2 separate regions of the Mus musculus genome follow, and region 2 is linked to region 1. The links are chromatin loops, found by intact Hi-C in ENCODE. Cell type or tissue: heart. All regions are shown on one strand.

The links. Hi-C counts contacts between places; a loop is a spot of excess contacts. Peaks named below come from ENCODE experiments on the same cell type or tissue, not always from the same donor. Only the 100,000 strongest peaks of a DNase experiment are listed, where the experiment ranks them.
Region 2: a loop joins it to region 1, with 9 times the contacts of the local background. A loop is called at or near these places in 16 of 42 quality-filtered maps.

The regions. Positions count from the first base shown.
Region 1 is chr2:163,417,164-163,422,163 of GRCm38, forward strand. It overlaps Oser1 (oxidative stress responsive serine rich 1), which reads right to left and starts at 2,307. Exons shown (of 4, transcript NM_025699.2): 1 at 2,249-2,307. It overlaps 2900093K20Rik (RIKEN cDNA 2900093K20 gene), which reads left to right and starts at 2,608. Exons shown (of 1, transcript NR_151490.1): 1 at 2,608-3,198. In heart, a CTCF peak has its summit at 2,358; DNase peaks (open chromatin) are centred at 1,878, 2,478 and 3,518; H3K4me3 peaks cover 3,265 bases; H3K27ac peaks cover 2,372 bases.
Region 2 is chr2:163,470,164-163,475,163 of GRCm38, forward strand. It overlaps Fitm2 (fat storage-inducing transmembrane protein 2), which reads right to left and starts at 2,466. Exons shown (of 2, transcript NM_173397.4): 1 at 2,240-2,466. The coding sequence starts at 2,412. It overlaps 2310001K24Rik (RIKEN cDNA 2310001K24 gene), which reads left to right and starts at 2,382. Exons shown (of 1, transcript NR_028122.1): 1 at 2,382-2,840. In heart, CTCF peaks have their summits at 834 (motif pointing left) and 2,584 (motif pointing left); DNase peaks (open chromatin) are centred at 1,138 and 2,448; H3K4me3 peaks cover 1,539 bases; H3K27ac peaks cover 1,094 bases.

The sequences.
Region 1 (5,000 bases):
GTCAAGATGTCACAATGTTTGACATTTGTGTGTATGTTCACCGGCAAAAGAACTTAGCCAGCAAGGCGTGGTGGCGCACGGCTATAATCGCAGCACTTGGGAGGCAGAGGCAGGCGGATTTCTGAGTTCAGGCCAACCTGGTCTACAGAGTGAGTTCCAGGACAGCCAGGGCTACACAGAGAAACCCTGTCTTGAAGAGAAAAAAAAAAAAAAAAAAAGAATTTAGCTAGGTTTCACTTCAATATCAGAAGACAACAAGCCCACGTGGTTTATTTAACCAGGTCAAACACAAGGAAACCTCATCCACATGACTAAGTTTCACTCATCTAATTCTTCACAGGAGTAGGAGTCCTCCAAACACACAATATTCTATATACTAAGCAGAGGTTAAGTTCTGGTGTGTCTGGAGCTCCCACATCTCCAAAGATCTATCACAGGCTGTAAACAATTTCTTTTTGCTACCACAACTCCATGAAAGCTGAATTTGTAAGGACTGAAAAGATGGCTCAAAGAGTAAGGGTGAATGGCTACTAAGCCTGAGCACCTGAGCTTGTTTCCTAGAACTTGAGTAACAGGAGGAAACAACTTCCCAAGTTGCACTCTGCCCTTCATATAAAACACTCTCATACACATAATACAAGTAAAAAAAATTAATAGTGAGGTTTATAGTAGTTCTCTCAATCTGACTTGTGTGGCAATCAGTCAACATTTAAGTACACTCCAAGCCACATGGACACTGGTAAACATCACAGGCAGAGATCCACTCCTTTCACAAGTACTTCTAGGATTCCTAGTTCTACCTTGGATGCCACAACAGAGGCTGAACTGAATACAGGGGTCCCAGGAACCCCATTTCAGTAGGGAGGGCATCTCACTCCTACCCTCCAGGACTCACACTTGGCTAGGAAGCCTCCCAGCTAAGCCTCACAACTTCTAATTACACAGTGCTGACTTAATAGTATGGCAGGTGACCACCCTAGATGTTAATACAAACTTAGCATTCTTGTTGAGACACTCCCAGATATATCATTAAAAACCCCAACAGCCCAAAATAAAAATCTGGCTGCAAACCAAAAACTCTGAGAATAAAGTATCGCCTAACTTGTTTTCAAACGTCCACCACTGTGACTGCTCATGTTTTTCTTCAATTACTTTAAGCCAGAGCAAGAGTATCCTAGGCTTAACCTAGGGGGCTAGATCAGAGCATGCTTGCAATTACAAATGGGTTGTTATGCTCCTCCCAGTTCCTAGCTTTCCATTATGGAAGCATCAACCCAACAGCTTTATACAACAGGTGAGTGGATTGCCTATCTTCATTTACATTACATTGTGGGAAATTCTCCTATTACCCCTTCACTGCTCTTACTTCCAAAGAATGCCCAAAGACCTCAGACTTGCAAAAGGCCCATAAGAAGTTACTTTTCGTGGTTTTAAGTCAAATCACATCCCAGTTTCTTTCCACCAATACCGTGTGCAGTGTCTTGCTTACACCTCTGAAGCTTTAAACTAAGCTCTCCTTAAGTTTCCGGTCGAACTTCTCATTTTCAGCAGCACGAAAATGAGATCTGCACGCGTCCTCACAAAGTTAAAGCGGAGAAATCTCCCCAAACCTCTCAAAGTTACAGAGTCCCGAAAAGGAAAAACAACAACAACAAACTAACCAACCCTATCCAGAACGGCCCGGATAGAATCAATCTGTCCCTAGGACGAGAACACATCCACACCTCTCTGGGCACACCCACTCAACCCCTCAAAATCACAGGACTACAGGCAAAGCGACACGTTCGTTCCTTTCTGCCTATCACGGTTAAGCGGAGTCGGCTGGGAAAAGGTCAGAACCCGGGGACACCCAAGCGGGGAGCTGTCTCGGCTTTTACCCTGTCCGCCCCGGCCAACCACGGACTCCGAGAGGAGGCAGGAGTGAAGCTGCGGCGCAGAAGCCGCAGGACGCAAGCGGAGAGGAGTGCGACTCGCAGGGCGGGAAAAGGCGGGAAGGGGCAAAGGGCGGCAAGGAGAGCGAAAGGGGAAGCTGTGGCCGGCGCGGCCCGGACACCGCGGGAACGCAGGAAGGCGGGAAGCGAAGGCCGCGCAACTTGGCACTCCAGGCCGCGGCAGCCGAGGGCCGGGCCGGGCAGTCGGCGCAGGGAAACGCCGCGACCAGACGGGAGGGCCGGACTCCGCCTCCCGCGGGTGGGAGGCCTGGCGGACACGACGTCCCCGGCCCTCCTCGTCCCGTCCGGCCACTCACCTCCTCGCAGCTGGGGCGCTCCCGGGAATCCGGCCCCGTCGGCTCCGAGCGTCTCTCCGCGTCCGCCGCGTCTGTCTGACCCGGATCCAAACCCCACCGATAGGGTGGCCCGCGCCTCTAGAGTTGTACTGCGCCTGCGCAACCTCGGCTCGCGCCCTGCCCACCGTTCACGCTCCTCCCACCTCGGTGACTCGGCAGCTCGGCCCGCCGCAACTACGCAGGCGTACGGCGGTAGCCCGGCCTCTCGAAGCCCCAGCTCCAACCCCTCTCCGAAGCACGTGCGTCTTAAGTCATTTCCTGTTATTCTTTTCGCTCCCTCCGCCCCCTGGCTTGGGTTCGCTCCCGGCAGGCTTTTGGGCGTGCCTACTTCCTCTTCGCTGTCACGTGAGGCGGCGGCTTGCCTTGCAGCTATCGAGCCGCTGCCGCTCCCCTGGCATAGCCTGCTTCCTTCTTGTCCTCTTGAAGTCCCCAAGCCAACGGGATTCGGTGGGCTGCGGGAGTATTTGCGCCAGCTGATGCCTCCGGGAATGCTTGGCGGAGTTTCTTACATGCAACCAAGGGCGCTTGCACTCGGTCCACAACCCTCGCCGTGGGTCGTCTCTTTGGGTCCGCAGAGAAGCCAAGAAGGTATTAATTGGACGAGGCCCAGGCGGTGGATGCTGCCCGGAATTGGAATGGAAATTATTTAGGTTTTGTGGTTTTTGCTTTAAAAAAAAAAAAAAAAGCAGGATCTCATTTGTTAGACCAGCCTGAAAATCGCGTTGATTCCCCTGCCTCGGGCTCCCGTGCCTTCATTTTGAAGTATCTCTTGATAATTGAACGTCTGGAAATTAAACGGTTTCAGCGAAGGCATTTTGCTTTTGTTTTTCCAAGGATGGTTTGGGAGCATCAAGTGGGAAATACAGGGTAATGCACGTACATATTAAATTCTGCAAGAAGGTATTAAGCAATTTACCAGTCTCTGGCTTTTTTTGTTTTTTGTTGTTTGGTTTTTTCGAGACAAGGTTTCTCTGTGTAGCCCTGGCTGTCCTTGAACTCACTCTGTAGACCAGGCTGGCCTCGAACCGCCTGCCTCTGCCTCCCAAGTGCTGGGATTAAAGGCGTGCACCACCACTGCCCGGCTAGTCTCTGGTTTTTAGTGATCTGACAAGTTACCCATATGGCAAGGGTGAGCTATGAAAGACCTCCCCCTACCGCCATTGTCAGGGCCTGTTCTATTTTAAACGTTTCCCCATCGCCTGCCACTCTGGAGTTCCACTTCAGACCCTTGTGTGGAAAGACGATTTTCCTCAATAGAGTTGGTTCTGGCACCTAAACCTTAGAGTGGGTTTTCCCCTGAACCCAAGCTGGCCTCTTCTAGAAGTGGATGCTAGAGAGGATAGCCATGTCCAGCTTAACTAGAGTCAACCCACAGAGAATGGAATCTACACTTCACTGGACAGACAGCCCCGTCTCCAGACAGCTGGCTTGGCTTTGGCTTGCTTGCTTATTTTTGTTTGTTTGTTTGTTTTTTGTTTTTCCTGATCCTGCTCTATAATGCAATCATGGGAAAGCCTTTTGCATTCGATGGGAACTTCATCAGATTTTGAATTTTTTTTAAGATTTATTTATTATTATTCATTAGTACACTGTAGCTGTCTTCAGATGCACCAGAAGAGGGTGTCAGATCTCACCCTCTCACATGGTGTGAGCCACCATGTGGTTGCTGGGATTTGAACTCAGGACCTTTGGAAGAGCAGTCAGTGCTCTTAACCGCTGAGCCATGTTGCCAGCCCCGGTTTTTTTGTTTTTTTTTTTGTTTGTTTGTTTTTCAAGCTAAAATACACCCTGTGATAAGTTTGGGGATGCTGGCCCGCAGAAGGGGCTGCTGCATCTTCCCATTCAGCCACAGGATCACAAGGGCAAGCTGATGTTCCTAGTGCCCTGTGTTGTATTAAGTGTGTTTTAGACTAAGGATGCTTCCACTTGTGATGTGCTGAATAGGATGTGACCCTTTCCTAAGCTAAGAAGCACCTGTGTAGGGCTGTTGAACATAAAGCTTGTGATGGGTCCTGAATAAAACCTTCAAATTCTCTGTACAGTAACTGGCCCACAGTGAAAAAATAATCCTGTTGTAATTCTCTGATGGCTAACAACAGTTGTAACAGATGCTAGTAACAGTAATAACTCTACTATCTTCAAACATAATATTCCTGTGATTTTACACATTCTACAGATAGTTGTCATCTTAGGTGTTTATTGCTGTGAACAGACACCATGACCAATGCATATTTTAAACATTAAGTACTAAAAAGTAAAAGGAGCTTTTTTGTGTTAACACACCTCCATAAAGTTAGGCACTTTCTGAGACTATGACTTCATACCCAAGAGGTGCCTGGAAAGGAAGACGCAATCTGGCTCCATCTCCCTCCTGACTGTTACTGTTCTTAACCTCCACATTCTAACACCTGACGCTCATCTCACTGCCAGACCACAGCACTGTCAGCTTGAAGTTATCTGCCTAGGTCCGGGTCTCGGTTCCAGCAGCCTCTGCTTGTGTGGCCTTGACTACCAGACACTTCCCAGGTTTGCTGTGTTCTCTACTAGAACACTGTTTCTCCACAGCTCACCTCTTCATTCAGGTCTCTGCTCATACCCTTTCCCCAGGTGAGTCTCCATGACTACTCCAGCAGTCTCCTTCACTCCTAATTTCTTTTTTACTGTTTCATTTTTCCTTTAAAATCCTCTGTCGCCTTTTTTTAAAAAGAGTTAT
Region 2 (5,000 bases), 53 kb after region 1:
GGAAACAGTGTCATCATGTTCCCAAGGGAAGTTATTTAAAACGCACCGAAGCTGTCCATCCAAACAGCTATACCCTCTTTTATTCCTTAATACATGCTTACACAGCCTTTATTCCCTAAGTACTGAAACCAGTTAGTCCGTATCTCTGTGACACTGAGCCATATAGATAATATCACGCCAAAGTGGAGGTCATAGTGGTAAGATTGAAGTTCAAATCCAGGATCTGAAATTTTCCAGTTAGGTTACTTTCTCAGGAAAGCAGTCGCTGAGCGTCTATCAAATGTCAGGTGTGTTCGCACACATTCACAATTAGCTGAGGAGGAAGGGGTCGGTCTTTTTTTTTTTTTCTAAGTATAGCCCAGGCTGTCTCACACTGCCTATGCAACTGAGGATAGTCTTGAACTCTGACCCTCCTGCCTCCACCTCTCAAGTAGTGCCATTATAGGCACCACATCCAGTTCTATGTGGTGTTGGGGTTCAAACCTGTGTGCATGCTACGAAAGCACTCTATCAATTGAGTTTGTATGGCCGGCCTTCATTTGATCCATTTCACAGATAGCTCTGGGGGCTCAGAAAACTGAACTTTGCCAAGGCCACATACACAACGGCAAACAGATTGAGCCACACTTTACACAGCCCCAAAGTTCATGTCTGTTCGACCACACTAGTGTTCTATTCTACAAAGCTGGTAAGTCTTATAAGGAAGAGCTTTACCGGCTGGAGAGATAGCTCAGCAGTTAAGAGCACTGACTGCTCTTCCAGAGGTCCTGAGTTCAATTCCCACAACCACATGGTGGCTCATAACCATCTGTCATGGAATCTGATGCCCTCTTCTGGTGTGTCTGAAGACAGCTATAACGTACTCATATACATTAAATAAATCTTTAAAAGAAAGAAAAGAAGAAAGAAAGAAAAAAAGAAAGAAAGAAAGCGAGCAAGCTTTAGTTCAAGCTACAAGACCATGGTTTGAATCCTGATTCTGACTCTTATTTATCTTCAGGCCTCAGTTCCCTCAGCTAGAAAAGCCAAAGGCACCAAACCGTTTTTAAAATCTCTTCCAGATCCAGTGAGTCACTGCCAGTTCCCTCCCATTAATCAGCATCATGTCTTGGAACAAAACATTAGAATCCATGGCTACCCCTAAACAATTGGCGTGCCAGGCTGCTGGGCTCCTGGTTCATTAGGCCAGATACAGCAACATCTGCCATGTCTGCCTCCTCTGAGCTCATGAAAGGTGGCTGACCTGGAGATCTGGGCAGAAAACACCCACCAAAGAGATCTGGAACAACTACCACCCTTACACTCTATTCTTAGACCAGCCACTACGAGTGGGGAAGGATGAAGGTGGGCCAAGGACAGGGCTCTTCTTCCCTAGGTTCCAGTAGTTTCTCAGACGCCACCAAAGGGCCCATTACTAAAACCTTCACAGGCTTGACAAGGAAAGCCTCGTTAAAACCAAGGTCTGTCAGAAACCTGACTCAGTTGCCCAAAAGAGAAAACCGGGTTTGAAGTAGATTAACAAGAGAGGCAGATTGTCCACAAGCTGGAGACACTCACTAGTCTGAAGCATTAAGCTCACATGGATGGAGCAATTTCATCTTCCAAACTCCCTGTCTAGCTCCAACGGAGTGTTGTGCAATAAACTTACGATGTAAGTGTTTCTAAAGGACTAGGAAAGAAATAAGTGGAGTTTGAGAGATGTCCCAACGAGATCGGCTGGGGTTGTTTTCCTGGGTGACTGCCATGCACTTTAGAGTACTGAGAAAGTCCAAGGAGATCCAGGAGAAAGGTCACCAGAGTGAAAGGTTTCACGCTTGCTTCTACTAACATGGGGCAGGGATGGCAAAAGCTCTTGGGGTGGTGGGTGGGTCTAGAGGTGGTTCTTTAAGTCAACGGTGGGATTTTTGCCACAGTGGTTAAGAGAGGGGTGTCTGACTAGCCGGCAAGAGGAAGGTGACATCTCCCTGAACAGGACAGGGGCAAGCGCCTAACTCTGGGGGCGGGGGAATAGCCGCTCCAATGTACCCACTGTCACTTATAACCCACCCGTCACCGACTCGATCCTCCTATCGGAATGCTCACATACTAGGCGCGAATGTCACTTGCTTTCCCAGGGTCCCAGTGTCGCGACACGCGCGCGGACGCGCCTGTCAAGACAGGGCTCCCTCCCGATGACTCGCCTGCCCCAGCATCCAACTGGCTTCTTGGGGCGCGGGGGCCCGGAGCCCGATGCACTCACACGTTGAGGACGTTGCGCTTGTTGCTGAGGTAGCTCTCGGGCAGCGGGGACAGCTCCTTGACGACCGAGCCCGCCAGCATGGCGGCCACCAGCGCCCAGGGCAGGTGGCGCCGCACCGTCGCCCTCACCAGCGTCCCGCGGAGAAACCACGCGCAGCGCTCCAGGTGCTCCATGCCGGTCCTTCTCGGCTACCGTCCGCCTTCCAGAGCCTTCTCGGCCACCGTCTTACCCTTCGCCCGAGCTGGCACCACCACATCCCCTCTGGGCGCATGCGCGCTTCCTGCAAGCTCCGCCCCCTAGAGGGCGTGTCTCCCTCTAGTGGCCTTGATGGGTCTCTGCAGAGTGCAGGTCTGCATTTACCTGCGCCGCTTCCACTCATCGCCCCCAAGCTACTGGCTGAGATCACTGCAGGCTGCTCTTTGCCTGGGCAACCTGCTCCCCTCATGTTTGTGGGATGGGATTCTCGCTTTCTTTATCTGCAAAACAAACAAGAGACCCACCTTTCTTAAGAGCTAGTTTGGGAGTTCCGTATATTGGGTCAGTTATAGGGTTTTTCAGATGAAATTTCTTTGCAAAGTCATTAATAAATTTAAATCTTATTTACTTGTTTTGTTTTCAGACTGGGTTTCTCCAAGTAGACCTGGCTGACTTGGAACTCATTCTGTATAACCAGGGTGGCCTCGAACTCAGAGATCCCCTAAACTTGACCTCCAGAGTACTGAGATTAAAGTCATGTGCCACTTCGGGTTTTGAGACAAGTAAGGGCACTTGTTGCCAAACCAAATAACCTGGATTCAGTCCTTGGGATCCACATTGTGGAAGGCAACTCCCATAAGTTGCTCTCTCCACATTGTGGAAGGCAACTCCCATAAGTTGCTCTCTCTCTCTCTCTTTCTCTCTCTCTCACACACACACACACACTAAATAAATAAATAAATACAGATAAATAGATAAGTAAATAAATGTAAGAATGAATCAGCTGAAAAAAAAAAGGATGAATCAACTGTGTTGTTGACTGAACATCTTGGGCTCCCAAGGTTTGCAGAGCTCACATGAGGTACTGGTGACTCAGTCACTCAGTTTTGTCCCTTAGCTAAGCTCCTAGCCCGTAATGTTAGGTGTCAAAGTCAGGGCTTCCCAACCATGAGTTATTCCTTAGTGACTGTAGTTTATAGATTAGCACTTTAAAATCAAGGTGAAAACTCAAACCCATCACTTTCTAATTATTTTACTATGTTCTATTATTATTTATGTTCTTGTTTGTCTATTTTGAAACAGGATCTCTTACGTGACCCTGGCTGGCCTGGAACTCACTTTATAGAGAGGGCTGGTTTTGAACCTGTGTTGTCTTCCTGTCTCAGCCTCCCTCTTGGGTGCTGGGATTACAAGCATGTCCCATCACATCTGGTTTATCTATGCCTGAGCCTACCTGTATCCATTGTGCCTCCCGGGAACACCTCTGTGCTCTCTTCTCCCTTCTGTGATATCACACAGGAAGCTTGAAATCAGCCACAATAGAAGTATTTGCACTAAGGAAATTGGCAAGTGCTACAAATCAGGCCTGTGTTCTGTCATCACCTGTCTTCGTTGAGCTGTGACTCCATTTGTCAATGTGTGGTTGAACTGAAATCACAGGTGAACCGTGGAGACAAATGTCCAGTAAAATCAATAACATTGTAAGCATCGGCGAGTTATATTTACAGTGAGGAGTGCCATGGGAGCTGGGACTGTAGTTCAGTTGGTAGGATGCTTGACTAGTGTGCACGAAGTCCTGGGTTCAATGCCTCGCACTGCATAAACTCTGTGTGGTAGTACCTGACTGTAATCTCAACACACCAGAGGTAAAGGCTCAGCCACACAGTGAGTTCAGGGCAAGCCTGAGATACATGAGACCAATCTTCTAAAAAAAGAAAAAAAGTGTTGTGTGTTTCATTTTCATGTACACCACTCTTTATGCTGAGAGGTTTTTATTTTAGAAAGTTCTTAATAAATGTATATATGTATATACTGATATATTTTCTCCAGGAGAGCTCATTATATTACACATTTATCAGCAAACCACTGTTTGCTGGGAATGTGGAGTGGGAATGGAGGAGGGAGGGAGAGAGAGAGAGAGAGAGAGAAAGAGAAAGAGAGAGAGAGAGAGAGAGAGAACCCAGTACCCAGTACCCAGTTCTACTGCTCTGCTGCCAGGGACCTCAGTACCACTCCGCTGTTGATTTTCAACTGTTGTTGTTTGTCTTTAATATATACATACTCATTTAGAAGCATTGTTTGTGTACAAATAAGTGGGAAGATACCCCATCTTCACATACAGGAAGAATTAATGTTGTTAAAATGTGCACACTGGGGCTGGGGAGATGGCTCAGTGGTTAAGAGCACTGACTGCTCTTCCAGAGGTCCTGAGTTCAAGTCCCAGCAACCACATGGTGGCTCATAAGCATCTGTCATGGGATCTGATGCCCTCTTCTGGTGTGTCTGAAGACAGCAACAGTGAACTCACACATTAAATAAATAAATAAATAAATAAATTGATTAATTAATTAAAAAAAGAAAAAAGAAATGTGCTTACCATTTAAAGCAACCAACAGACGCGAAACAATTCCTATCAGAACTTTAATGTCATATTTCAGAGAAGTAGAAAACATAATCCTAAAATTTCTTATAGATGTGTTACCTCTATGTGCATCTACACATCCTGTGTATGCCTGATACCAGTGGCCAGAAGAGGTCGTCACAGCCCCTGAACTGGAGTTACAGA